2 separate regions of the Mus musculus genome follow, and region 1 is linked to region 2. Evidence: chromatin loops called from intact Hi-C (ENCODE). Cell type or tissue: left cerebral cortex. All regions are shown on one strand.

What was found. Hi-C counts contacts between places; a loop is a spot of excess contacts. Peaks named below come from ENCODE experiments on the same cell type or tissue, not always from the same donor. Only the 100,000 strongest peaks of a DNase experiment are listed, where the experiment ranks them.
Region 1: a loop joins it to region 2, with 3 times the contacts of the local background. A loop is called at or near these places in 1 of 42 quality-filtered maps.

Annotation. Positions count from the first base shown.
Region 1 is chr5:116,893,346-116,895,845 of GRCm38, reverse strand. No RefSeq gene overlaps it. Among named protein-coding and RNA genes, the nearest start is that of Gm42010, 14 kb to the right of the region's middle. In left cerebral cortex, a CTCF peak has its summit at 1,081 (motif pointing left); DNase peaks (open chromatin) are centred at 314 and 1,070.
Region 2 is chr5:116,443,849-116,446,348 of GRCm38, reverse strand. Srrm4 (serine/arginine repetitive matrix 4) reads left to right here. Exons shown (of 13, transcript NM_026886.3): 13 at 1,475-2,500. The coding sequence ends at 1,781. The region is part of intron 2 of Srrm4os (serine/arginine repetitive matrix 4, opposite strand); the gene reads right to left. Among named protein-coding and RNA genes, the nearest start is that of Srrm4os, 6.4 kb to the right of the region's middle. In left cerebral cortex, a CTCF peak has its summit at 1,555 (motif pointing left); DNase peaks (open chromatin) are centred at 985, 1,687 and 2,062; H3K27ac peaks cover 1,119 bases.

The sequences.
Region 1 (2,500 bases), 450 kb before region 2:
TTCACAAAGGTGGAGAAACAGTTGAAGGAGATTCCCAACATCAACCTCAGGCCTCCATGTGCACACACACACACACACACACACACACACACACACCCCTCAATGGAAAGAGAGAGGACATAGCCTGCTTTGTGTATGCATTACCCACAATCCACTGCTGCCCACCCTCCTCCTTCTTTCCTCCCGTGCTCTGCCTCCTCCTCACTTCTCCGCTTCCAATTAGGGCTGTCGAGGATGCGTTTCTAACAAGGAGCTGTGTGCAAGGAGCCCCCCTAATGATTTCTTTTTCAACATGTCATGCGTCAGGAGGCAGCCGGGAACAGAGCCGCTTGGTGTGAGCAGCCCTGGCTAATTAGGTTTCTGGCTGCCTTCTCTCTGCACCCACCCCTGCCAGCCTGCCTCGTCACACCCCGTATTGGCTCAAATTCTGCTGGCTGTCTGGGATAATTTGAAGGTCCCACGCAGAAGTACGCCATCCTTTACATCTATTAAAGGTTTCTCTGCTGGAGGCTGATAATGCCAAAACTAATTAGGGAGTTCTTTACCCGCTTCCCCCCCCACCCCCCATCTTGGGGTACCTTCTTCATGGGTGATCCTGTAGTAGTCAGGGGGAGGGGTGGTACCACCCAAGGGAGGCCTGCCAATTTGTAGAGACACCATTTGACTGATGGAGAGACTAGAGAGTGGGTGCTGCCTTCTGTGAACCTTTTTCTGGGTAAACATAAACAAATTCCCACTTTCTCTCTGGGTAGATCATGGAGAGCAGATCTAAAAACAATTGCCAGGGTCCAGCTTGGCAAATGAATGAGCTCACCTGGCTTCTAAAATCATGGGTGAAGGCATAGATGGCCCCCAAGAGGCTATGTCTCTAAAAAGTTTCACCCCAGAATGAATGATGACTTCCCCGTTGCTGTCTAGATGGAGTCTCCTCTTTAGTCAACCTTCAAATGCTGTATATACTGTGTCACCTCCCAGACTTAAAGAATGAGGGCCCAATAGGTTCTCTCTTGAGGGCGGCTGTGAGTAGTTACAGCCTTCCGGTCAGAGGTTGGCTTTTCACAGTTCACAATGCTCTATAGCGCCATCTAGGGGAGGAGCAAAAGGCAATCTTCTAGTCAACTCAGTTGTGTGCAAGAGATGATTGCATGCTCCGGAGACCCAAACAAACGCACTGAAAATCACCATAGAGGGCAGAGGGCAGAGGGCAGAGGGCAGAGGGCAGAGGGCAGAGGGCAGAGGGCAGAGGGCAGGAGGAACCTTTGCTTTTGCTTTAGGAAGGGCATCGGGGAGGGAGAAGGAGTTCCTGTTCTCTGAGAGAAGACCTGAATGCTCCTGGCTCATTCTGTTTGTTTCCTGTCTGGACCCCGAGGACCCGCCATGATGTCAGGCCCACAGGAGATTCTCAACTGTCAGTTCTGGAACAGCTGTTTGCACAAGCTCTTGACCATGGGACATTCTAGGGCTTGAATGGAATTTCATCGAGTGTCGCTGAGCCAACGGGGGTTCAGCGAGGAAGGGCAGAAACCAAAGTAGGCATTTGAATAGAGAGGATTTGATGAAGGGATCTAGGAAGATGTAGGTTATGGGTGGATAGAGGAAACAGCATGACTGAGCATGCGCTGTTGGAGGCCTAGTGACAGAAGGATGCCGGTAATGACCAACCAACCCCCATTGCCTTGGGGACATATGGAAAGAACAGCAGAGAGAAGCTATGGAGAGGGGGCTGTGGCATTAGGGCTCAGATCTAAGAAGGCATCACATCCATCTGAGATGCCCTTGGAGATGGGTGATAAGGAGTGTAAACGGCAGTTGGAGGCTTGAACCTCTTCTTGGGAGAGGTGGAGAAAGCTGGCTGTAAGACACTGTTGGGAGGTGCCTCACAGGAAGCTCTTCTCCCTAGCCTGCCCCTTTCCATTTGCGTTCTGTCCTTTGAGGTCGGGGGTGTTGCTCTCTTCCAGCTATTGACAGAACCAATGAAGAAACTCAGCAGAGAAATGCAATGTGCAGACCTGGCATCGCCAGCTTGATGCAGGTTATCGAGCAAGACACACCGAGTCGACCACCCAGACAGCACCCAAGGCAGGGGGAGCCCAAGGGTAAGACTGGGCTCTCTCAGAGGCAGCGGTCTATCCAGAGCCTATAGACTGGGAATATGGATAATTACACACAGTTCATTAATTACCTCGGAAAGCAGATGTCACAGGGTAACACGAATGTGTCTGAGAGGCTCTTCCGGAGGGAAGAGAAGCGACCTGAAAAGTTAAGAGGCTCCGCAGGAGTAGGGGTAGGACTGAGGAAACGGAAAGTACAAAGGTCAGGGGGCAAGAGGGGGCGGAGCTTTGGGAGCTGGGAAGGCAGGTAAGGCAGAGCATGTGAGGGGAGAGATGCACAGGGGAGATTCTCACTGCTCAGGGTTCCCACCTGCCTGCTCCTGACACCTCTCTTCCAGCTTGAGGACAGGCACTGAGGTCTTTCCAGCTGAACTCTACCTTGGTGTGCG
Region 2 (2,500 bases):
GCCCCTAAAACGATGGCATTTGTTTCAAAACCTTGGAATCTTACCAAGCTTCTAATCTGCTAGGCCTGCAGTGGGGCAGGGACCTGGATAGCATGTGGAACGAGAGAGCTTGTCCTGGAGACTGCAGAGAAGACAATAGGCCAATTGGAGGACTAGTGTGTAGCCTAGGGGGTGTTTGTTCCCACAGGGCAGGGCGCTGTCCCGGTAGTACAGCCTGACCTTAGTGGAGATAGTCCTATACCCTAGAATACTCAGATGCCAGCTTAAAATTAAACTATTCGTGATCACACCCTTAACCAAGTTCAGAGAATGCAAGTGTTACCAGGATATCCAAAGGCTTAAATGGAGCTGTGGTGAGTTCCTGGGGGCACCTAGAGCCTTTTCCTCTCCTAAGGCTGTTTCTCACCCACAAAACAAGGCCTCACTCCCCAAGAGTGTCACGTGGAGGAGATGAAAGGGAACGAGAAGAGGTGACCTCGCTTTGTAAATTTAAACGCAGGACACACTGTGTCCTATCATTATTGACTCAGTGGTCAGAAGAGGTGAAAGTGTGACCTGTGACAGCTAAGGTCTCAGGGGAAGCGCTGTTTGCAGAGAGAGGGCAAAGGCTGTGAAAGAAATTGAATTTCTCAAGCTTTGAAACCTGGGAGAATGATTGGAAAGGCTGGATACCACCCCCCCCCTCTAAAAAAAAAAAACTAGGTTATCTTTCTAGCCATCTCCACTCATCCCAGAGACCAGCAGGAATCCTGGAAGCAACATTGTATCCTTCCTGAAGAGGACCAGGAGGCAGAATAAGGACAGGGGGCCCAGAGTGATGGATGGGCCTGGTCAAACAACCAACAGCGCTCTCTTCCCTGCATCTAGGCATCCATGAGTCTCTTGGCCACTGGTTACCCATGCTGCTTGGCTAACTGATCGTGGATGTAGTTCATTTTCTTAAAAATCAGTGTGTTCTTTTTCACAGCACCCCCCCCACACACACACACACCCCATGAACTTATTTTTAAAAAGAAACTATATACTACAGCATGTGGAAAAGCAGTCTCTTCTGCCTAGAAACAGAACCTACTAGGAATAGATGGTTCTAGTAAAAGTGAAAATAGCGAAACAAAACTTCAATCAAAGTGGCAACGCAGACACTGTTGCTAACTGGGAACTCTGAGCCCCAAGCCTGATTTGTTGATTTTTTTTTTAAGTGACATTATCACTTTTTCAGGATAGACTAGCACTAGAATAGTCTTTTCTTTGGTCTTGGAACTACCAGGGGGTTGGGGGATGGGGGAAGAGGTGGAGTATGTTGTTTTGTTGGGGGTTGGTTTTGTTTGTTTGTTTGTTTTTGTTTTTGTTTTGTCTGGTTTGCATTTTCTCACTAAGAGACTGGGGGATAGAAGGATATTGTTTTCCCTGAAACAGCACTGGGGCTCCCTGAGAGCAGATTGAACCTCATGCTTCCTTTCTCTGGTCTCTACAGTGCCCGCAAACGCCCCATCCCCTACTACCGACCCAGCCCCTCCTCGTCCAGCAGCCTCAGCAGCGCCTCCTCCTGGTACAGCAGCAGCAGCAGCAGCAGCAGCAGTAGCAGCCGCTCCCCTAGCCGCAGTTACTCCCGGAGCCGGAGTCCCAGTCGGAGCCACAGCAGCCGGAGCCAGACCCGGAGCAGGACGCGGACCAGCCGCAGCTCCAGTTCTCGCAGCCTCAGCCTGGGCTCCCGGAGCCGCAGTCGGAACCGGAGCCTGAGCTACAGCTCGGCAGAAAGCTATGCCAGCACGAGGCGCTAAGCGAAGGCCCTCCGTCGAGCCAGCTGCCCACCGGGAGGACCTCTCTGTACTCTGCAATCTCCTTTTACTACCTGCCCTTCAGACCATCTTCCGGGTGACAGATACGAAACGCTCCTGGGTCCTGTCCTTTATGCTTTCCTGGGAAGGTGGCATGGGATATAGGGACTTCTATTCCTTTGCCAAGCTGCTAGGAGCCTCTCTACCAGCGCCATCCTGGGGCTCACGGGGGTTGGATGGAGAAAGCCACCTGTGGAAAGCTATAATCCATGACTCAAAAGTTTGGGCCTGGCCAAGACATGTGGAGACAGCTCTGTTCCACTCACCCACTGCTCACAGTATATCTCCTAAAGGTCAGGGTTAATCCGTCCCCCCTGCCCACCTCACACCCCGCCCTTGCCCACTAATTCTGTCTTATGGCTGCACAGTTTGGAACCAGTGTTGGGAAAAAGAAGAGAGCAAAAGTGGTTGAAATTCAAGATAAGAGCTCAGAGCTTGGATCCAGACAGGAGCAGGGGCAGGTGGATGTTGGTGTCACTGACGGTGGGTTTCAGGAAAGATTGGAAATGAGCTCGCTATAGCTGCAAAGAGTCAGGTCATCTGCCCTCCTAGTATGTCAGCATGGTCAGGGAAGGGAATCCAGCAGGTTCCAACTCTGTGGCGGCCTGTACACGGGGCCCTGTGACACCCCAGGGACAATAAGGCGACAGTGGAACAGTCAG